Regions from separate parts of the Homo sapiens genome. Here region 1 is linked to region 2. A link is a loop called in an ENCODE intact Hi-C map of the cell type or tissue named here. Cell type or tissue: OCI-LY7. All regions are shown on one strand. Each heading gives the region's core, and the rest is flanking DNA. Links, peaks and the distances in the headings are about the cores only. Region 1 has its middle 8.9 kb from the start of LINC00159. Region 2 has its middle 21 kb from the start of MIS18A.

Evidence for each region. Peaks named below come from ENCODE experiments on the same cell type or tissue, not always from the same donor. Only the 100,000 strongest peaks of a DNase experiment are listed, where the experiment ranks them.
Region 1: it touches region 2 in a loop (2.2-fold over the local background); 20 of 110 quality-filtered maps call a loop at or near these places.

Annotation. Positions count from the first base shown.
Region 1 is chr21:32,089,156-32,101,276 of GRCh38, reverse strand. No RefSeq gene overlaps it. Among named protein-coding and RNA genes, the nearest start is that of LINC00159, 8.9 kb to the right of the region's middle. In OCI-LY7, for the core only: a CTCF peak has its summit at 4,575 (motif pointing left); no DNase peak of the experiment used is centred there.
Region 2 is chr21:32,251,582-32,263,702 of GRCh38, reverse strand. It overlaps a transcript of MIS18A not described here. Among named protein-coding and RNA genes, the nearest start is that of MIS18A, 21 kb to the left of the region's middle. In OCI-LY7, for the core only: a CTCF peak has its summit at 5,160 (motif pointing right); a DNase peak (open chromatin) is centred at 5,182.

The DNA of each region.
Region 1 (12,121 bases), core at 1,461-9,460, 160 kb after region 2:
GAACATGCACGAAGAGAATGGGAGAAAATTTTAATACAGTAGATTTGACTCAGGATGTGAGAACGCTTCCTAATAAGTCAATTTGTTAAAAGATGGAGTAAGCCCCCATTCCTCTTTGCTAGCCTGCTTTAGCAGATGCTAGGGAAATTTCTTCAGGCAGAGATGGTGTTTTTAGGAGTCCCCAGATATCCGTGTGGGCTGGGGAGATGGAACCAGTTGATTAAAATCTTTTGCTAGTCTAAGTCAGTCCAGGGTGCAGACTCTGAATGGTATGAGCCAGGGTGCAGAAGTGGGGCTGTTGGCTGGCCATGGAAGAGGACCCCTCCACAAATGCTCATGAGCACTGGTGAAGGATAGAGCATCCACTGGGGAAGGCAGCGGGCAGTCTCTTACAGCAATTACCACATTATTTTGCCAAGGGACACACTGAATGCATCTACTGGAATACAGGCCAATAGGAGTTGGATTTTACTGTGTTGGGCAAGCAGGCCCTCCTTGGAAAAATGGTTTGGTTGTGTGGCTTTTGTTTTGCATGCTCTCAGGTGATGCCCTAGGGAGACCTCCCAGGAGGAGGTGCAGCAGGCCTCCCTGCGGTGGGTTTGGCACGGGGGCAGGTCTGGCTCTGGTCCAGTAGCTGGCACTGACCCTCACCACCAGCAGCCTAAACAATGCCTGGCCTCCTCTGACTAGCAATTTGCAGAACAAACCCACTGGCTTCTGAGGAGGAAGCAGAAGAGGCCACGGTCATGGAGGATGAATGCAGAACAGCGGCTCCCCTTTTAAGAGGCTCGAAGGGGACCAGGGAAGGGGGTCTATGTCTGTGCCAGGAAGGCAGGCTTATGTACCCACTGAAAAAGCGGGACCCCTGTGAGAGACAGTGACGTGTATGGGAAAGAACAGCCTTGAGGGGCAGCTGGGGCCAGGCTGCCGAAGTGAATTTGTCACTGCCATGCAAACCTGTGTGACTTTGGGCAAGTGGCTTAACCTCTTTGTGCCTTAGTTTCCTCATCTACACAAGGGGGCAGTCACGGCACCTACCTCATAGGGTTGTTAAGAGGATGACATCAATTAATTCTTATTTAAAAAGTACTTGAAACAGTGCTAGGAGCATAGAAAGTGCTAGAAAAGTGTTTGCAAAATGAATCAGACACAGGTTCCTACTCCAATCCTGCTCCTTTCTGGATGTGTGAATTTGAGCAAGTGTTTCAACCTCCCTGGGCCTCTTCTTCATTCATGAAATGGAAATAATAATGCTGACCTTGCAGGGCCACTGTGAGGATCACACAAGCTCAGCAGGATGGACAGACCCTCCGTAAACAACCCTTGTTAATAGCCACATGCCCCGAGGACAAACAAGATTAAATCCTGGACCTCACAAATGCTTTTTTCCCCTAAGATTCCAAATAAAAACAGGCTCAGAGTGTCAGAGATCATTTTATAAGAGTTACAAAGAGGCCCTGGAGGGCCAGGTGACCTGAAACAATAATAATAGTAACAATAACAACAGCAGAAGCAGGAAAAACAGGTCCCAGGCCCTGGGCCGAACATTTTACATAGCTTATCCTGTTGAACCCTAGTAAGACTGTGAGGCAGGGGGCAGGGCAATTGATGATTATGATGGTGACGGTGATAATAATAATGATCATTTTATAGATGAAAAAATTGAGCCTCAGAATAACTCGTTCCACCTCACACTGCTTTTTAGGGTGAAACCTGGAGTGGAATGGACATCTCTCAACTCCACACCCATGCTCTGAACCACACGGCCTCCTAAGACACTAAAGGCAATTTCATCAGAATGCAGGGGACTCATGAGGAAGACCTCAGGGTGTTCATTGAACACCAAGATTAAAATGAGCCGAAATTCTGACACAGCTAGTAAAGAATTAACTGTGATGATTTCACTCAGTGCTAGGTTCCCCCAAATGACATGCTCCTTGTCACCTGCCCTGCCCAAGGCCTGGCTCTGAATATGTGGATACAGCCACATTTGCTTGGTCTCAGTTGGCTGGAATTTTTCATTGGCCTGGAAGGCCTTGAACCAGAGTTTCATTCGAGTAGAACTAAGCCTTCAAATGCAAACACTCCAGGTCTGGATTGTGCCCGCACTTAAGCCCACTGATGCTGAGGAGCAAAGGGCCAACATCTTTCCCTCTGCTCAGCCTCTGAGCCACACTTGGCTGCTTGCCAGGACAGAAGAGGTGAGAAGGTCCCAGCATGGGAGACTGGGGGCTGTGGGATATAAGTTCTCAAGATGACCTCTTTCTCCCTGGGAGGGAACTTCACAGCATTGCAGGCTATTCTCTGCAAGTAATGTCTCCAAGGTAGGATGGTTGAGAGCTAGAGATATGTGGGCTTGTGGTTGGGGTGGTGGAGGGGGAGTGTAGGAGGGAAGAGAGAGAGGAGGGCATGAACGCCAGATCCCAGATACACAAGGGACTCAATTGTGGTGGGGAAGCTTCAGTTCAGAAGGGGAGGGACAGGAGACCATGAGGCTGGACACGACACAGGAGAAGATCAAATGAAAGGCAAGGCACAGGCCGGGTACAGTGGCTCACACCTGTAATCCCAGCACTTTGGGAGGCCGACCAAAACCTCATGGTCAGGAGTTCGAGACCAGCCTGGCCAATATGGTGAAACCCCATCTCTACTAACAATAGAAAAATTAGCCTGGAGTGGTGGCGTGTGCTTGTAGTCCCAGCTACTTGGGAGGCTGAGGCAGGAGAATTGCTTGAACCCTGGAGGCAGAGGTTGCAGTCAGCCGAGATCACACCGCTGCACTCCAGCCTGGGTGACACAGTGAGACTCTGTCTCAAAAAAAAAAAAAAAAGAAAAGAAAAGAAAAGAAAAAAAAAGTCACAGCCACCAATAGCATAATGGGGAGGAAGGGACTTAGAAAAGCAAGCATATCTGGTGAAGATTGTTAATAGCTGAAATAACAGTGATGATAATGATTATGATGATGACTAACATTTACTATGTATTTGCTGTGTGGCAGGCTTGATATTCCTGCTCAACCTCATTTTACAGAGGTATCTCTGGTCATGCGGAGAAGACAGGTAAAGAATAAAGTTACCAAGAAGAGGTTAGTTCGAGTCGAACTTTCATGCTTGTCAGAGACCGAGAATAACAACCCTAGTAGACAGGAAGCATCATTGTCTCCAATTTGCAGAAGAGAAAACTCAGACATAGAATTTAATTCACTTGCTCAGGATCACACACTAAGTGGTAAAGCTGAGATTCGAACCTAAGTATTTTGGCTCCAGAGCTCATTGTATCATGGAGAACTGCTACAGACATGCATGGGCAGTTGGCATTGAGGATATGATATAAACATTCTATCTTCCCTGTGAGATCTTCAGTAAAATCAATATTTATCATCAGTTCTTCTAATGCAATGGCCTCTTTCTGGTGCCTGGGAAGAGAGACTGCATCCTGCCTTAAGGTGGACCAGGGATAAAAATAGGCTGATATGGTTTGGCTGTGTCTTCAACCAAATCTCATCTTGAATTGTAGCTCCCATAATTCTCACATGTGGGAGCAACTAGGTGGAGATAATTGAATCATGGGAGTGGTTTCCCTCATCCTGTTCTCATGGTAGTGAATAAATCACACAAGATCTGATGGTTTTATAAGGAGTTTCCACTTTTGCTTGGCTCTCGTTCTCTGTAGTCTGCTGCCATGGAAGACGTGCCTTTCTCCTTCTGCCATGATTGTGAGGCCTCCCCAGCCACGTGGAACTGTGAGTCCATTAAACCTCTTTTTCCTTATAAATTACCCAGTCTCAGGTATGTCTTTATCAGCAGCGTGAAAACAGACTAACACACAGGTACATATGGAAACAGATAACATTAAGGTCATTCCAGGGCCAGAAAAGAGAGTGGAGTAGGGGGCGGGGAGTGGTGGGGTTCTTTCTAAAGCCTAGAGCAGAGGTAGACTAATCTATCCACACTATATTCTCATGATGCAGCAGTCTCCTTGCATGTCCAACCCAAGCCCAACTCACCATAGCTTCATAGAAAAAGAGTGTGAGATCATTTCTATGTATGTTCTAAAATAGTCAGGACAGATTAGATTATGCTACAATAACAACATGCCCAACCTGCAATGACTTACAGTCAGAGAGGTTTATTTCTTGCTCAAGCTGCCCATCTGTCATGGGTCAACTATATCCCTGCTTCATGTTATCTTCTTTGGGATCCAGGCTGATGAAGCAGCCCCTTTCTGGACCATTGTCCATCTTGTGGAAGAGAGAAAAGACACACAGCAAACCACACACTAGCTCTTAAAGCTTTTTCCTGGAAGTGACATGTGTCACATCACTTCTGCTTGCATTTCTTGGCAAGAGCAAGTCACAATGTCAAATCTGATGTCAGTGGGGGGCAGGGGGTAGGGAACTATCCTCTCCTTCAGGAAGGGCCGGAAAATATTTTTGAATGATGATACCATCTATGACAGTCTCAACGCATTAAGCCCTTGAGGACAGACAAAAATTCCACCCCTAGCCCCATGACCCCAAAAAATGTCCTTGCCCTTGTTTAGAATGCATCCTAGGGGGAGGAGGGAAGGAGAGGGAAGCGGGAGCAGAGGGGAGCCCCCTGGAGGCCAGTAGCATAAATTAGAGACAAAGGAAAAGGCGACAGCTTAAGCTGGTGACAAGGGCAAGTGCCCTTGGCCCAGGGAGGAGGGCAGGTGCAAAGGAGGTCTGTCCACTCCCAGCAGGAGGGACTTGCTCAGCGGCTTCCTGGGGCTCCAGAAAGGGGGCAGAGAGGAGGGGAACTCTGGCACTGCCTGAAGCTATTGTCTGGTTAGAAAATGGAACAACTATGTCTCTATGACCCAGTTTTAACACTGTGAGTTTGTAAGGAAGCTAGAGGAAACCAACTTTAATCTCTAAAGAAGCTTAACTTCTCCAAAAGGAAAAAAAAAAAAAAAAAAAAAAGCTTCCCTACGAATGAGTGCGGTACAGTTCCTAGAATAGAAAAAGTCCGTCAGAGAGGGGGCCAGAGGGAGCAGCTCGGAGGGAGCAGCTCAGAGGAAGCAGCTCGGGGGGAGCAGCTCAGAGGGAGCAGTCCTCTGTCCCCTGAGTTTAGACCTTCCTGAGTTGGCAGGAGGAAGACCAGAGGGCAAGATGACACGAAGGGATGACAATCAGCTGAGGGGCCCGTAGGGACTGCGACCACATTTCTCAACAAAAACCATGGCAAGTACACTTACAAATACATTTGTGGGAACTGAGCCAGAATAGTTTAAATTAGAATTGTCCTAAAAATCTGAGATATAAGGTCATAGAGCCTACAGGGCTTCTTACAACTCCCCAAAACAAGGTTCTCTCTGAGGGTCCCTCTCTGAAGGTAAATCACTCTGAATTGACCTTTCTATTAGCTGTTTGAGAATATGATGTGTTTTTTTTTTTGTTTGTTTTTTTTTTGTTTGTTTGTTTTTTTTTTTGAGACGGAGTCTCGCTCTGTCGCCCAGGCCGGACTGCGGACTGCAGTGGCGCAATCTCGGCTCACTGCAAGCTCTGCTTCCCGGGTTCACGCCATTCTCCTGCCTCAGCCTCCCGAGTAGCTGGGACTACAGGCGCCCACCACCGCGCCCGGCTAATTTTTTGCATTTTTAGTAGATACGGGGTTTCACCTTGTTAGCCAGGATGGTCTCGATCTCCTGACCTCGTGATCCACCCGCCTCGGCCTCCCAAAGTGCTGGGACTACAGGCGTGAGCCACCGCGCCCGGCCAGAGAATATGATCATTTTTAAAGGGTTCTGGGTTAGCTTCCTGGATCTAAGAAGACCTTTATGAGAAAGTGGTGTGTGGTGTTGGTTGGCAGGAAAAAACAGGTAACATGTGAGCAAACTTTTGACAAGATTTCACACTCATGTTTTTTGGACACCAATATATGTGCATGATAGTAAGCAAAATCACAGCGCAAATTACTTATTGATCCAGTTTGTATATGTTGGTTCAGTTGCTTTAGCAGAGATGAAAATAAGAGTGACTTAAACAAGATGGAATGTTCATTTTTCTCTCCTTTAAAGTTTGAGCTGAACAGGGCAGTTTCGGGAGAGAGGATGGAGGGCAGCTGCTCTGATCTGGCAGGTCATACAGGGATCCAACTTCCTTTCATTTCACTGTTCTACCGTTCCCTTTGGTTACATCCTCATTAGGACTGGTTCATTACCCCAAGTTCACCTTCTAGCCTTGATAAAAGATGTGGAGGGCAAGCAGCTTCCCTGGCAGCTATACACACGTCACTTCCATAGCATCCCATTTGCTGGAATTTAGTCACATGACCATGGTTAGGCACTGGGGAAACTGGGAAATGTAGTCTGAGTGGTTCTATAACTACTAGGAAGAAGGAAGCATGAGAGAGAGAGGTCCTCATGGGAGAACCATAGTCAGCAAACAGTAAATGATCTATGTTCCTACAAATTGATAAAACAAAAATTGTGTCTTATAAAGTCTCTAAATAGGGTGCTATAACTAATAACTGCCTTCGTGAGTGTTTTTCCATGCTAAAAGAGTTCATGCATGGTCTTCAGCCCTGGGGCCTCTCTGTGGCACCTCTGAAGGCTTCATAACCATTTACTTGCACAGCAGAGTGAGATGGGAGATGCCCTTTGTGAATCTGCCAATAGGCCATGTGCTGACTGGTCCCAAAGTCTTCCACGGAGAGCAGCCAAAGCCTTCAGAGGTCCTGAGCTGCACCATGACCCAGGGAAGAATTGAGGAGAAGAGGGAGTCCAAGATTGGCTTCCTCCACTACTGCATCATCTGGGCCCCTGGGATGGCCAAATCTAAAATGCCTCTTATCGAAACCAAGCCTTCTACTTCTTCTTGTACCTCTCTCTACATCAAAGAATCAGGCCCCACTCCCTCCTCCGCCTTTCCATCCCTCTTCCTACAGCTATCTCCATGGACAGCAAAAGAAAGTCCCATGCAACTGACAAGATAATCCCTTTAAGTGTTAGTTTGTGTTCGTGCTGCTTCTGTCTCCTCTTACCCTCATTTCAGGCAGGTGGCCAGGCTTGGCAATTTCTCACTGGAGAAGCAAGCTGAGGCCCAGAGAGGGCCCCTTGCTCCAGAGTGAGTGACATCCCTCGGGTCACAGATCAGACAGACCTCACTCAGGTGGTTGACCACCATTCTCTAGCCTCTCCCAGAGCCTGCCCAATGGTGGGTTAGAGTCCCCACTAGAGTCCTTACAGGCACTCAGGTTTCCACAGAAACTGCAGCATTGTCCTTGGCTGTCCAGGCAGATGCCTCACAATGTCAAAAAAGCAGGCTGGCTATCAGCGGGTGGTGAGTGTCCTGTGACAGCAGGGAGGGAGCGCCCAGGCATCGCCTGCAGGTCTGGGATGGCAGCTGAGGACCAGGGCAGTATCCCTGCAAGTTAAGCTGCTGCTAAAAATGGCAGCAGAGGCAAGGCTCATAAAGCAGAAGGGCATTCAGATTGAGGAGGCTGGCCTCCTCCCTTCTCTAGGGCCCATGGAGCCACTTGCAAGCAGTCAGCTGGCTGATGCCATCCTGGGCAGCCTGACATTCCTCATCTGTGCACCTCACTGGCAGACTTCTAAGGAGATGGACAGATGAAGGGGAAGAGGACATGGGGGCAGGAGTAATGGAAAGAAGGAAGAGAGGGGACAGGAGAGAGGGAGGGAAAGAAGAAAGGGAAAGGATAAGAGGAAGGGGTAAGGGAAGGAAGGAAGGGAGGGAGGGAAGGAAGGAAGAGGGGAAGGAAGGAAGGGAGGGAGCAGAGGAAGGGAGGAAGGGAAAAAAGGGAGGGAGAGGAGGAAGGGTAGGAGAGAGGGAGGGATTGTCTCCTTAGCCCAGTTTAGGGGGCTCAGGCATTTCCAATTCATACTCCTCATCATCCCAAGTGTTCTGGGTTAAATTGTGCCTCCCTCTGACATGGTTTGGCTCTGTCCCCACCCAAATCTCATCTTGAATTCCCACATGTTGTGGGAGGGACCTGGTGGGAGGTAATTGAATCATGGGGCAGATCTTTCCCGTGCTGTTCTCATGATAGTGAATAAGTCTCATGAAATCTGATGGCTTTATAAGGGGTAGTTTCCGTGCACAAGTTCTCTCTCTTTGCCTGCTGCCATCCATGTAAGACATTGCTTGCTCCTCCTTGCCTCCCGCCATGATGGTGAGGCTTCCCCACCCACATGGAACTGTAAGTCCATTAAACCTCTTTCTTTTGTAAATTGTCCAGTCTCAAGTACGTCTTTATCAGCGGCGTGAAAACAGGCTACTACATCCTGCCTGCCAAAAAATGGTATTTGAAGCCCTAACCCTCAATATCTTAGAATGTGACCTTATTTGGAAATTGGGTCACTGCAAATGCAATTAGTTAAGGTGAGATCATCCTGGAGCAGAGTGGGCTCCTCATCCAATATGACTGTTTTTCTTTTTAAAAGACACAGAGGTGCAGGGAGAAAGCCACGTAAGCATGGAGACAGAGATTAGGGTGAGGCTGCTGCAAGCCAATGTCTGGAGCTACCAAAAGCTGGAAGAGGCAGGGAAGGACCCTTCCCCTACAGGTTTCAGAGAGTCCATGGCCCTCCTGACAACTTGATTTTGGCCTTCTGGCCTCCAGAACCAGGAGGCAGTAGACTTCTGTTGGTCTAAGCCCCCCAGGTTGTGGTACCTTTGCCATGGCAGCCCTAGGGAACCTGGATACCAGGTATTCTGACTATCTTCAATCTTACAGTTTTCTTGGAATGAGAGCTGGGGACTTTGAAGAAGCTGACCCCATCATGGAGCTGGGAGATCCTGGTCAGTCATCACCTCCCCTCTTGGGGGTTTGTAGCCACAAGAATGGTGCTCAGTGAAGACCCCACTTGTAGGGAGGTGACAGAAGAGTGTGAGCCCTGAGCAAGGGCATGGGCAGTTGATGGACCATTCGCATCCCATGCAGCTGGAGCAGTCAGCTGACCATGACCCTTGCTGCAGAGTGGCTAGTGGACACTAGGACAGTGCCCTGCAGCTTTGGAGTGGCCATGTGTTTGGAATCTCTTCAACTCCCTTCCTTCTGGCTTCTTCCACTTCTACCTCTCTACACAAAAGCTCTCATCTCCTCTCCCACAGTTGATTTTGCAGCCAATTCCAGAGTCCTTGGTTGTCTATTAGAATCGGAGAATAAATCAAAGACCACAGGAATTACCAAAAAAAAAAAAAAAAAAAGATAGGGGCTCACATTCCCACAGTCTTCCCTGGAGGGGAAGGAGGCTCTTCTTCCAAAATGCACTTGCTCCTTGCAAGAGATGGGGTGCTTATATTCTCGCCTGGGAAAGAGTTTCCTCCCCCCTCCTCCCACCAAGAGCCAAATGACACCAAAAACAAAGATCAGTTTGGAAGGAGAGGAGAGGGTGGGGCAGGCAGTCTGCCTCTCTCAAGTCAACCATAAAAATTATGTCTTCCTTCTTCTTGTGGTCAGGAAAATAATCTCAGGTTGAAAATTTTTAGACGTTCATCTGGATGGAAACTCTGACTTCAAGGCTACTCAGTGGCCTTCACATTAATAGGCCTCTGCTTCTAAAATAGGTTGGAAATCCCTCCACATTAGTGAAGTGGGGGTGCAGGTGGAGGTGCAGCAGCAGCGCTCATGGAGCAGGAGCTCTGAGCTTTCCAGATGCTAGGGCAAGGCATGGGAGTCCCATTCTGTCCATCAGAAATGTTGTTTGAGTGCCAATCACCATAAAAACTGTCAACCAAGGATGAAGCCCATGCACTCTATGAAAAATACTGTCTATAAAAACTGACTTGAGTCCTTCTCTCAAAATACCATTTCCTGAGCCCCTCCACAGATCAATCGAGTCTCAATTTCTTGGCCAATAGGGTGCAGGGATCTGAGTTTTCTCAAAAGCTTTCCAGGTGACTCTGATATACTGTGAGCATGAAATTCACTGGTCTAAGGTCTGTTTACAGAAAGTTAAAGAGAGGAAGAACTCTTACTTACCAAGGTGATTTTTTCTAGAGCAGGAATACAGAGCAACACTTCCCAGAAGGAAAAGACATTCACCCATTGGCCTCCTGGAAAACTTTGTTTCCCTTTTTCTTCCTTGTAGCTTATGAGTCAAGAAGTTTCCCCCGATTAGTCAGGGTTGCGGGATTGATAAGAACAGTCCCATCAGTTTGAACCATGGCCCTTACAAGGGTGAAAAGAAGCTGGTATGGAGTCAATTGCTTCTTGACATGTGCAATAAATCTGACTGAGGAAGCAGCTCAGTTTCCAAACTGAAGAACTCCAAACCAGGGCTATTGGTCTCGCAGAACTCCTGAATGTTCAGATGATCACAAACCTCATTGATCTTGTCCAAGATAGCCTATCTTGCTAGGAACAAGACTGCAATTAAAACGTGAGACTCATAAGAGAGGAGTACAAATCCTACTCTCTTATGGAGACGGCAAAAAGAAATAAAAGCATTGAGGCCGGATGCAGTGGCTCATGCCTATAATCAGCACTTTGGGAGGCTGAGGCAGGCGGATCATGAGGTCAAGAGATCAAGACCATCCTGGCCAACATCTTGAAACGCCATCTTTACTAAAAATACAAAAATAAGCTGGGCATGGTGGCGCGTGCCTGTAGTCCCAGCTACTCGGGAGGCTGAGGCAGGAGAATTGCTTGAACCTAGGAGGTGGAGGTTACAGTGACCCAAGATCGTGCCACTGCACTCCAGCCTGGTGACAGAGGGAGACTCTGTCGACAAAAAAAAAAAAAAAAAAAAAAAGCGTTGAAAAATCAAAGAGCAAGTATGATGCAGATTGGAGAGAGAAGTGCATCTATATGCTCAAGTTCCTGGGATGCCCCTCCCTGGTGAGCTAGCTGCCCCTGCCAACTTCACCCAGAGTTATTCATAATGACAATGGCTGCCACTATGGAGGCCCACCATGTGCCAGGGACTAAGGTGCAGACTTTTGTAAATACCATCTCGACTTTTTGTAATAGCACTACCATTTTCCCCATCCTATAGAAGGAAACAAAGAAACAGCAACAAGAAAAAACTCACAGGTCCAGAGAGGTAAACTAATACGCTCGAGGCCATTTAGCCAGTGGCATGCTGGTGTACAAATCCCGATCTTTCTAAGTCCCAGGACAGCTATTCTTGCCACAAAGTCTCCCACCATGTCTTACACTTAGGGAGCCATCCAGGTCAGAACCTGCATGAGAGATTCCATCTCCTTTACTACTCTGAAGAATTTTATTGCTACACGTTGGACTTCTGTAACAAAATTTTTCCATAATACAATGGCTTAAATGAGATAAAGGTTTCTTCCCTTTGAAAAAGTCCTGGCAGGAGGCCCAGGGTCGCAGGTGAACTCTGTGTGGACCCAGGCTCTTATCATCTTGTTGCCTTACCATCTGTACAGGCTTCTTCTTGAACAAATGATCAAAGGTGACTCTCCACCACCTCCACATCCCAGCCCAGGAGAGAGGGAAGAGGAAGGAATGCAGTGTATGCCCCTTTCCTTTTATAGGAACACCCTAGAAATTGCACACACTGTTTTCCTCACATCCCAGTGGGCTTGAACCTGGCCATACAATTAGTCATATTTAGCCCCAAGAGAGGCTGGATAACTTAGTTTTTGACTGGATTGATCAAGCTGAAACTTTTATTACTATAGAAGGGAGTGAAAGATATTGTGGGAGGCAATAGCAGTCCCCACCACTATAATAAATGGAAAAGATTTCTTTTCTTTTTTTTTTGAGACGGAATCTTACTCTGTCGCCCAGGCTGGAGTGCAGTGGCACAGTCACGGCTCACTGCAACCTCCATCTCCCGGGTTCAAGTGATTCTCCTGCCTCAGCCTCCTGAGTAGCTGGGACTACAGGTGCATGCCACCACACCCGGCTAATTTTTGTATTTTTAGTAGAGGTGGGGTTTCACCATATTGGCCAGGCTGGTCTGGATCTCCTGACCTCATGATCCACCTGCCTTGGCCTCCCGAAGTGCTGGGATTACAGGCGTGAGCCACCGCACCTAGCCTTTAAAGATTTCTTAACTAGAGCACATACAGAAAAAATGGAAGCTTGTCCTGAAAGTGGGAATCACCAGCTGACCTGTCTTCCAGCTTGTGCTCATGGTCTCCATAGTAACTGCTCTATTTGGATCC
Region 2 (12,121 bases), core at 1,698-9,697:
CCAAAAGAACAAGTCCTAACATCTTTTCGTTTAGTACGTCTAAAATGAAACTCATTTTTTTTTAAAGTTAGCCATGTCTGGAAATACGATTTTATTTATTTTGGGACAAAGTCTCACTCTGTTACCTAGGCTGGAGTGCAGTGGCACGATCTGGGCTCACTGCAACCTCTGCCTCCTGGGTTCAAGCGGTTCTTGGGCCTCAGCCTCCCAAGTAGCTGGGACTACAGGCGCGTGCCACCACGCCTGGCTAATTCTTGTATTTTTATAATAGTAGAGACAGGGTTTCACCATGTTGGCCAGGCTGGTCTCAAACTCCTGGCCTCAAGTGACCCGCCCGCCTCAGCCTGCCAAAGTGCTGGGATTACAGGCGTGAGCCACTGTGTCCAGTCTCATTCTAAGACTTTAGGGATTACAGCCACATTCTCCACCTCTCCTGGAGAAAACCCAAAATACCTGAAACAAATGACTTAAAATTTTATATAAGTAGTTGATGTTATGTACATCTATTTTGCTCTCCCCAGATAGGATAAATAACTGGGCAGTTGCTTGCCAGTGAACACCCAGAGACAATTTGTTAGCAATGACTTTTGAACTAAGGGAGAATAACTTATTTTTTGATCTAATCTGACATATTTTGGGTATTGATCATTAATTTTTTTAGTGAGAGCTGAGTTCTATCTGTAGGCTAATTCACTATTTAGGCAGCTAATCACGAGGGCACGAGTGCAGTCATGGCCAGTCTATAGAGTTGTAGTTTCTTTGGGATAGTCACACCTGTTTAAATCCCAGTGATAAGCTCGAAGGTAGAGAAGGGAGGGGAGTTTGGGATGAGGAATGGATGTGCTGGGGCCTAGAGTTTTATTGGCCTAAATGTGATTTCAAATAGAACTGGCCTCATTTCATTCAAGTTGGCTCTGTGGACCTCTACTAATTAGCTTAACAAAATTAAATGAACTCTATAACTCTTTTTTTCCCTGAACAATTACCACCATGGTTTTTAGTTCTTCTCTTATCTAATTTTAAGGCAGAGATGGACAAGGTGACCCTTCAAGGGCTCTTCAACCTTCTAATTCACGTAACCCTGAAAGGAAATGAGAAATGTTGAAAGGGGGGAAGTGAGACCATGAACCAACTGTGTGGATCTGAGGAAATGGGATAATTGAGGTCTCTCCAGGATGTCGTCACTTTCACGTTTCTCTCCATTAACCGTTGTCCACCCTTACCAGGAGCTGCGGGGCTTGTCATTTTGGGGGCTTCTTGAGAACAGTAGAAATTTTGAGAAAGTAAAACGTGTGTTTGATTGCATAACATTTTCCAAACCAAAAAGAAGAGCATGTAGCCATTTTGAGGAGAAACCTTAGGAAGCCTTCCAAGGGTTTTTCTCAAAACAGGACAGCTGCTTTTTGACTGTCACAACTGCTTCCCTAGGGATGGCTTTTCTTTTCTAAGATAGCACTTAACGATCATTTAGGAGGTGCGGAGCACTGTGCTTGGGGCTCCATGTATGTTACTACCTCATTCTCACAGAACCCTCTTCCGTAGGAAGCATCATACCCATTTTACACATGCAGAAACTGAGGCTCAGAGACTTTAAATTGCCTGAAGTCCCACTTGGCTAATAAGCAGACCTAGTGCCTTCCTTCTGTGCATGGCTGCCTTCTTCCCTCACTCTGAGCTTGTTTTTTAGCAGTAAAACACATAAAGGGACATTGCGTCAGTTAATATAGTATTAGCAATCTTAGCGTCTAGAAGGGTTTAGAAATCCTGAGCTTCTCTCTTTTTCTTCTGTAGAACACAGTGAACTCAGCATGAGTTCCTTTCCCTGCAGTTGTCCCTCCCTTGAGATTCTCTGGCTACCAGATCCCCCAGCCCCTCTTCTGCCCAGAGGTACTGTCTGGCCTCTCTTTCAAGCTCTCACCTCTCCGTGTGTCTTCTTGGCTGTGTCGTGTGCCACCTCCTTTGAGTCATTTATTTTACTTTATTGCGGTTATCATTGTTGGGCATTATATTTTACATTTGTTTGTTGGTTTAATGTCTGTCCTGCCATTGGAGTGTTAGCTCCACGAGGGCAGGGATTTTATCCATCTCATGGCCTGGGCCAAAAAGAATGCAGCCCCGTAATACGTGCTCATTCCATCTTCAATGGAACAAATGAATGTTGCTGCATCGAGCATCTGTTTACTCACATCTTCATTCTCTAACCACTCTATTGATTCTTTATCTTGACCCGCAAGCATACTTACGTCTCATCTTGGTGACAAAGAGCCCTCCCGTGGCCCAGGCACCTCGCTGAACTGCTCTCTTATTTTTAACCGCACTGACTTTGCCCACTCAACACTTCAACTCTGGGCTTTTGGTCCTCCAGGCATCTTGCTGAAACTACTCTCTTGAAGGCCGCCAGTGAGTTCCTACAAAGTGTTACTGTCTGTCTGAAATCCCTAAAATTTCCAACAATTTAAAATTGTTCTCCCCTTTAACATTTTCTTCTTGATTGCCCGCATTTCTGAGCGAGGCATAATGATGTATGCAGGGGCTGGATGCCATGGGGCCTGGGGTTTGTGGTAAAATGTCGGTAAAGTAACCACACAGCAAAAGGGATAGTATGGCCCTCATCTTAATCTCTGCTGATTATTTATGAATGGGCACGGGTGGGGGTTCATTATATCTGCACTTTTGAGTGTGTATGGTTTATTTTAGGTCGTCTCACTCTGTCGCCCAGGCTGGAGTGCAGTGGTGCCATCTCGGCTCACTGCAACCTTCGCCTCTGGGTTCAAGTGATTCTCCTGCCTCAGCCTTCCAAGTAGCTGGGAGTACAAGCATATGCCACCACGCCCGGCTAATTTTTGTGTTTTTAGTAGGGATGGGGTTTCCCATGTTGGCCAGGCTGGTCTCGAACTTATGACCTCAGGTGATCCTCCTGCCTTGGCCTCCCAAAGTGCTGGGATTATAGGCATGAGCCACTGCACCTGGCCTGTGTATTGTTTGAAAATTTTTATGAAACCAAAAACAAACAAGTTTGCTTTCATCCTTGGGCATTGATGGCGTCCGACTTGCCCAGTGGCCTCCTGCCTCCTTGCTGCTGCTTTGCCGGAGTTCACCTTCCTCCTGCTTCTCCCGGGCTCTGCCTTTGCCCTCCTTTCTCTCTCTGCAGTCTCTCTTGGCTACTTCCGCCCTGCCAGGATTTCAGTGATCATTCCTGTGTCTCTAATTCCCACAGCCCTCAATTGTCTCCCCGGGTCCCTGGTCCTGAGTTTCTAATGATCTGCCGACATCCCCTGGATATGCCCTGTGTACTCTCTGTCTCACACCTGACCCTTTTGTATATATACAGTTCTTACTTGTCCTTCAAGATCTTGCTTGAGTGCCACTTCCTCCAGGAAGCCCTTGCTGATTTCTCAGTCAGATGTCATTTCTCCCACTTCATTATTCTTAAATGACTTCAGCATGGTCTGACCTTATTACTTAGATTTTGTATTCTAGTTTTGTGGGAACTGTTCCTGGAATACTAGGGTTGTGTTTTCCAGAGATCCAACATGTTGTGGGACCTTGTACACTGGAGGCAATTCATACTTTGTAGACCAGTTATGATGGTAAATGGAAAAATCTGAAAAAAAAAAAGCTGAGAAAAATGGTTCCACCAAAGTATTCAAAATTGCTTTTCATATTTCAGAATTGACATATAAGAGTAAAAAGAAAGTAACCCAAACTGCAGTGGTGCTGTGGGGCTAGCATAAAATGTTAATCAGGTAAATAGGAACTCAAAGGAAATTTACCAAATTGAGCTCATTTACATGTGTAATTACCCATCTGTGATCATTCTACTGTTCTATTTATTCTGTCTTTCTCCTCCCACACTGGGTTAAAAATACTTTGTATTAAAGATTTTCTTCATAACCAAATACAATGAATTCTTGGGATTGGGGGTGGGGTGGGGTGTGAATGCCACTCTGACACTGGAAACAAGATGCCGGAGTGGGCCTCAGTGCGCGCTGTCTGGGTGCAAGGGAGAAGCCCGGCAGATACACATTAACGCCACCTTCAGACAGGCACATCCCAAGAGGAGACTTGGAGGCAATGGCATTGAAAACCACCTGCTGCTTTCAGTGATCAAGAAAGAAACCTGTGGCTTTCATGAATGCGGAATCCATAAGACACAGTCAGATGCCGTCCTGGAATGGTTGCTTCCTGAAGTAGGAAGGTCCAGAGTAGGCTAGGAAGGTGTCAGGGAGTGGGCTGTCTCCTCACAGGATACTCTTTCTTAGGGGGAAATGATGACCTTGAGCTGAGGTAAGGAGGCCCTTGAGCTTGAAGATGCGAAAGAAAAGTGGCTCCCCAGCCTTCTCAGTGCTTGGGTGTGGGAAAGAATTGTAACCCCTGGGAGGCCAAGGCGAGGCAGAGAATGCCCTCCAGAGGCCTGCGGTCTTGGAGCGAGGAGGCCCTGACAGAGGAGACCTGGCCAACCCTTCCCTCGAGCCCCTGGCCACTCTCAGGGTGGGCATTGCCTGAGGCTTATCAGAAATGCAGACCCTGGCTGGGCACGGTGGCTCCCACCTGAAATCCTGGCACTTTGGGAGGCCGAGGCAGGAGGATCGCTTGAGTCTAGGAGTTCGAGACTGGCCTGGGCGACATAGCAAGACCAGCAAGACTCTACGAAAAAATTAAAAAGTTAGCAGTGGTAGCGTGCACTTGCAGTCCCAGCCACCCTGGAGGCTGAAGTGAGAGGACTGCTTGAGCCTGGGAGGTCGAGGCTGCAGTGAGCTGTTATCTTACCACTGCACTCCGTCCTGGGCAACAGGCCTATCTCTAAGTAAGTAAGTAAGTAAGTAAATAAATAAATAAATAAATAAATAAATAAATAAATAAATAAAATGCAGACCCTCACGCCTCATCCAGGCCCGCTGAACCAAACCTGTGCTGCTGCAACAAGATGCTAGGTGGTCCCCAGGCACGTTCAAGTGTGACACGAGCTGACTTAGGGGACAGTTCTTCCCGGCTTTCTTGAATAAAATGGTTCTTTTATATGTTGGTGCGTTTTGGTGTGATTACTAATTTTGCTGAGTACCGTAGTCATTTTTTCAGTGTCACTGTTTGACATGCTGTAAAGTAGGTTAGTATCACTCTCAGGCTGTGAGTCGGACTTTTTGTTTTGTTTCCCCAATCAGGCCACAAGGGGCCGCATTTCACCATGTAAACATTCATCGTGTCCAGCCTGTTCACAACCACAGTGGGAAACTCAGTAGCTGCAGGAGGCCCTGTCCAACAGGAAGGTTGCCTCATTGCAACCTGACTTTATCCCTTCACTCCTGTAACCAACATTCTTAATTAAAATAAAATAATAGTCAAGGCCCCCCGTCCCCGATGCAGCCCCCATCAGACTGCTAACAGCTTTTTCGGTATTCGTCCCTAAAATTGCTTACATCTACACTTGCACAGGATTTTCCCCAAGGCACTAGCATTCTACACTGGAAGTTAATTATGTTTTCTCTTTCAGTCGTTTTCTGTTTTCATGACTCAGATTTGTTACTAAATCCCCTCCCCCAATGCTTTCTGAGTCCTTAATGCTGTGTTTGCCAGCTCAGTTTGGAGTTGCCGGCTGAGAGGTGGCAGTCTTCCGGAATAAGGACATTTCTGATCACCTTGCTAATGTGTCTGACTCACACGAGACTTGGCAGGAACCCTCTATCTGTATTAATGCTATAGATTCCTTTGGAAAGATTAAGGAACAGTGCTATCTTGTTATGGGTCAAGACATCCAAAGCACATTATTTAGACGACAACATTGTCCAAAGCTTTAAAGTGAACTCAGGCAACTACATTTTATGCCAGACTTCCATTTGCTGAAACAGATTAAAAAAATACTCGTGCATTAAGTGATTATGCAGAGGCAAAGTGGTAGTTCTGTGAGGTTCCAGCACACTGGGAGTCCTGGAGCCTTGGGGTGTGTGTCCTACGGAGCCTCCAACAACTGGAGCAATTTCACATCCCTGGCGTCCATCTCCCAGGCTAGGTTTCCTCATCTGTAGAAAGAAGGGGTTGGATTAGGATGCTCCGTAGGTTTCCTTTTAAAAGTAATCTAAAAAAGCAATCAGAAATGTTTTGTTATTTTAATTAGGTATTGATTTGAAATGGAAACCTCGATTGATAGCTGATAGAGGCTCATCTAAGGCATTTGTAATCTGATGGACATAGACAATATTCTGCCCATTAGAGAACCAAGACCACAAAAGAAGCTTAGAATAGAAGAGCCGCCCACATTTGCTGCTGCTGTGTAATGAACAGTTGTAGGTGGCACCAGGTGCATGTCTTGAAGAAATTCTTGAATCAGCTCATGGAATTCTGAACTGGATTAAAACATGGGCACGTGAACATTTTATTTAACAGCATCTCTGGCTGCCAACATTTCACCAAGAATCTTCATTATTAAAGTGCACTGGTTATTCCTTTTGCCATCATTTGAGTTACTCTCTGTGAAGAAGACAGATGTCTTGCTATAGTCATTTCACTTGCTCAAGTTCCCCTGTCCTCTCTCCTCAATCGCTATGTCCCCCTTAGCGAAGCCATAACCAGTCGAAACTTAAGTGAGTCAGCTTTGGATGTCAGCCATAGAGCAGGCGAGCCAAGTCCCGTGATGCCAGCCCCTGGACAGAGTTTCCAAGGCAACAACTGCTGTGTTTCTCTCCACTCTGAAGGAAAACCTGGGAGAATCCAGTCCTGATGTGGCTGTTAAGGGAGCCAGGGTGGGGGAAAACAATCTGTGAATGAGCAGACTTTCGTTCTAGCCTGTTTTTTTTTCCTCTGTAAGAATGAGTCTTATTCACATGCATTTTTCTGTAGCTCTGAAATGAGGATTTGAATTGAACTGTTTGAGATGGGTGGTTAAAAGAAAATATACACAGATCATCAGTCTGAGAAGCACTAGATGATCATGCAGATTAAGAAGTAATAAAGTCAGAATTCTCACAGGAACAAGAGATCATTTTTGTCACTGAGTACAAGAAAGATTAGCATGAGCCAAGACACAGAGGCCGAAAAAGGGGCAAGGGACAGTCCCCACTGAGAACAGCTTCCATCTTCAATGTTTTTCTCATCATTAGTAGGACTATAAAAATTATTGTCCAAATCAGGGCACATTCGCGAAACAGGGAATGTCTAATAATTAAGTCGGGATGACAGATGTCAATTGTCCCGGGAAAACCAGCACACGTGTCACCGTACTTTTTATGCCTCCCGGTAGAGAGCCATTGAACAAAGGTGGCCTTAGCTACCGGAGTGTGACAGCCACGAGGCTCAAGTGAGAGAGGAGGATGCCAAGTCATCCGATGAAACTGAGTCGGGTGGGAATGGAATAGAGAAATGAAAGAAATGTGGACAGGTTTGAACAGCAGCTCAGGGAAATTTGATGATAGATCAAGCAGAAATAGATTAAAAAGACTTCGAGGCAGTGGTACTCTCTGAGGGAGCACAATTTGGGGTGGCCCAGTCAATGGTTTTGTGATTTTGTCCAGTAAAGAGTAGAGTAATTCTCTTTAGGTTTGAGCAGCAATACACGAGGTTTCTGGGGAGAACAATCCCAACATAGTAGACATCAAAAAAATGTTTAATAATGAATCTTCTGTTTCCTGAAGAAATTCGCTAAAAGTAGACATCAGTAAGCTTGTGAAACACATTTATGGTTATCCTCAAAGAAGTCAACTGAGTTTACCATCCATAGCCAGTTAGGGATGAGATAAAATAGATGGAAATGGCTGAACTTTTACACTATTAAATGTACTTACCCCAGGCGTAAACACGTTTGTTCTTTTTTTTTTTTTTGGGACAGAGTCTCGCTCTGTCACCCAGGCTGGAGTGCGGTGGCACGTTCTTGGCTCTCTGCAAGCTCTGCGTCCCAGGTTTACTCCATTCTCCTGCCTCAACCTCCCGAGTAGCTAGCACTACAGGCGCACACCGCCACGCCTGGCTAATTTTTTCTGTATTTTTAGTAGAGATGGGGTTTCACCGTGTTAGCCAGGATGGTCTCGATCTACTGACCTCGTGATCCACCCTCCTCGGCCTCCCAAAGTGCTGGGATTACAGGCGTGAGCCACCGCGCCTGGCCAAGCACACATTTATTCTTTAACTAGATGGGTCTTCCTGCTGAAATAACTTTGAAACTTCAAAAAGTACCCAAGAATGCCAAGCGCGGTGGCTCACGCCCGTAATCCCAGGACTTTGGGAGGCCGAGGTGGGCAAATCACTTGAGGTCAGCAGTTCAAGACCAGCCTGGGCAACATGGGGAAACCGCATCTCTACTAAAAAAATACAAAAATTAGCCGGGCATTGTGGCACACACCTGTAATCCGAGCTACTCAGGACGCTGAGGCAGGAGAATCACTTGAACCCGGAAGGCGGAGGTTGCAGTGAGCCAAGATTACATCACCGCACTCTACCCTGAGCAATAGAGCAAGACTCCGTCTCAAGAAAAAAAAAAAGTACCCAAGAAATGTATTTTTACCGTAGAAAAATTAGAAGATTCTACAGAAAACTGAAATGAAGACAGTAAAAGTATCTACAATCCAAGTATCTCCATAAGTAACCACTATTAATATCTTAGGGTATATCCTTCCACATGATTTCCTATGCATTTTATTTATACATATAATTATAAAAAGGACAGCTTGCTGTGCATATTCTATATTACTATATTATGAATAGTTTGATATATCACCAAATATACTTTTGCAACTTTGTTTCAATGACTGCATAATATTTCACAATATTGAATAGTTCACTTAACCAAACTCTCGGCGTTATGTACTAGGCTGTTTCTAGACTTTTTTGTACTACAAACAATGTAGTTTTGAACATCTAGTGAAATCTTTGTGCCATATAATGAATGAATCTGGATTGTGTGAATTTGGTGGGAGAACTGAGGCTGTTAAATCTGGGCCCGGATTAAGATGTGGAATGAACATACAATGAGAATAAAAGAGGAGACGGATTCTAGGTCCGGCCCAGCATAGAACCCTAAGCATGTTACTTAACCTCCCTCTGGTTAGTTTTCTTATTTATAACAACATGACAAAAGTTAGACATAATTAATGAAATCTTGAACTGGTTTACTGAAAGGATTAGATATGGTAAAGGTGTGAAAAACCATTTAAAGTTATAAAGCAGTTTACTTTTTTTTTTTTTGAGACCGAGTTTCACTCTTCTTGTCCAGGCTGGAGTGCAATGACGCAATCTTGGCTCACTGCAACCTCCACCTCCCGGGTTCAAGTGATTCTCCTGCCTCAGCTTCCCAAGTAACTGGGATTACAGGTGCCTGCCACCACACCTGGCTAATTTCTTTTTGTATTTTTAGAGACAGGGTTGGCCAGGCTAGTCTTGAACTCCTGACCTCAGGTGATCCACCTGCCTCTGCCTCCCAAAGTGCTGGGATTACAGGCGTGAGCCACCACGCCTGGCCAAAGCAATTTACTTTTTCTGGGGTCGGGGGTTGGAGTCTCACTCTGTCGCCCAGGCTGGAGTGCAGTGGCATGATCTTGGCTCACTGCAACCTCCGCCTCCCAGGTTCAAGTGAGTCTCCTGCCTCAGCCTCCCAAGTAACTGGGACTACAGGCACACACCACCACACTCGGCTATTGTATTTTTAGTAGAGACAGGGTTTCACCATATTGGACAGGCTGGTCTCGAACTCCTGACCTTGTGATCCACCCACCTTGGTCTCCCAAAGTGCTGGAATTACAGGCGTGAGCCACCGCCCAGCCAGCAATTTACTTCTATAGGGATTTATGATTTTTTTTTCAAAATGCTGTTTAAAAAAAACTCTATTAAATCAACTAAAACTATTTCCAATTTTTTGACTTTCTCCAGGAATACAAATTTTTATGAACCAATTGAATGTTGAGTAATTTGGAAGCTGTGGTGCTTGAATGGGTGCTTTTGGGGAGAAGCTTCTAGGAGCGTTTTGGGCTAATCAGATAGCAGCCTGCCTTCTGAATTATGACAACCCAAAGGCAGAGGGAGCAAAGGCTTTGCAAAGGGTCCCACTTGGTGGAGGGGGAAGTAACCCTTGCTGTGTGATTGCAGTGGGGGCAGGTCGCTCACTCTCCCGCTCCCCTCCCTGGGGCTCCCATCAGCCAGGAGTCTGCTAAAGCCTGCTCTGAAAATGGAGTGATCTGGGCATGATGCTGTCCAGCCCCAGAGACAGAGGCCAGCTTGCTGTCAGAGATAAAAATGGCTGTTGAAAGTGGAGTCAGAACAAAAATATGTTAATAATGAATTCTGGGAATTTCAGCCACCCTTGGGAGCAGGCCTAATGGGGGGTGGGGGGAGGGCGATTAGGTAACATGAATGGAAAGCTTGCAGGCCAAATGAGCTCCAAAGGGACAATCCTCAGCTGGAAACTGCGCATGCCCGCTGTGTACCTGTCACTCACCAATAGGATGCAGAAGCATTGGGAGAAATGCCTCTGACCACACGCAAAGCGGCATAGAGCCTTCCTTCCCTCCCCTGCTCATCTGCAGGCCATCAGTGCACAACTCTGATGCTGGGGGTCGTGCGGGGGGGCACCATCTGCATGGTGTTCTATGGAGTGGCCCCCTAAAGCGCATCCCACCCTTCCGTCCTCGCCCAGGTGGAGAAGTCCCGAGCACAGCTCCCCTAAAGCACATCCCATCCCTCCATCCTTTCCTAGCTGGAGAGGTCCCAAGGGCAGCTCCTTCCTTAGTTCTCTAAGCCTAGGAGGGATCTGGGCATAGAGTAGATGCTCACTGTGCACTCACCAAATGGACGAGTGAGTAGCATCAGACCCCGAAGTGGGAGATCTCTGCACCACCTGTCTGCCAACGATGCAGAAATTTCACAGTCATTCTCTGGGATCCCTAAACAAAATCGTTTGTATTCTCACCCATGAAGGAAGAAATCTTGGGTTAGAAAAAAACAGATACATCTAAATTTATAAAGACAACACTTGAGTTTTCTGAAAGGCACATTGTAAAGCTGACATATATTTCTTTCCTGGTCAGGCCCCCAAACTTGAACTCAGTGTGGTAGGGGGTCAACTTAGTTAAGTGAGGGAGAAAGGAAGGGATACTTCTGACAGCGGGTATGCTGGAGCCTAGGGGATGAGAGTACACTCATTCTTCAGAAGCAGAGATGAATAAATACTACATTAAAAAATATATTTTTGCTTTGCTGTAGATATCTCCCTTGCAGTTATCCAATGCTGATCAAGTAAATGTACTAATACATACATGTCTTCTTCTTTTTCCTCCTCCTCTCCCCTTCCTCCTCCTCCTCTTCCTTCTTCTTCTTCTTTTCTTCTCCTTCTTTCTTCTCTCTTCCTCTCCCCTCCCTCCCTGCCTGCCTGCCTGCCTTCATTCATTCTTTCCTTCCTTCCTTCTTTCCTTACTCTTTCTTTTCCTCCTCCTCTTCTCTCTTCCTCCTCCTCCTCCTCCTCCTCCTCCTCCTCCTCCTCCTCCTTCTTCTTCTTCTTCTTCTTCTTCTTCTTCTTCTTCTCCTCCTCTTCCTTTTTTTGAGACAGGATCTCACTTTGTTGCCCAGACTGGAGTGCAGTGGTGTAATCTTAGTTCACTGCAGTGTCAAACTTGTGGGCTCAAGTGATCCTTTGGCCTCACCCTTCTGAGTAGCTGGGACTACAGGCACATGCCACTATGCCCAGATAATTTTTCATTTTCTTTTTGTAGAGACAGGGTCTTGCTATGTTGCCTAGGCTGGAAATTTTCTAAAACTATACTGATGAAAATCTGGAAGAAGAGGAGTGCTGCTTGTAAGATGGACTTTTAGTTGCTACTACAGTCCAAAGAGAGGACTGTAGCATCTGATCAATATGAGAGACAGAATTATATTATGGACCATAAACACAAGTGCATAAATGTTTCTGAGAGACATTACCCTGTGCTCTTAGACAGTCTCCCACCTTCGGTAATTAGAGCCTGGCAAAAGACATTAGTTTGGAGTAAATATCTAACTTTTTGGTTGCCTTCAAATATGAAGTTTGTATTTTTGTTTGGTGATTCATCTTTTCATTGTTGACAAATCATAGAGGGAGGGACATATTTTATTTGGGTTCATTCTCTTAAATGACAAGTTCAAGAAGAGATATGCACAAGTTCTCTTT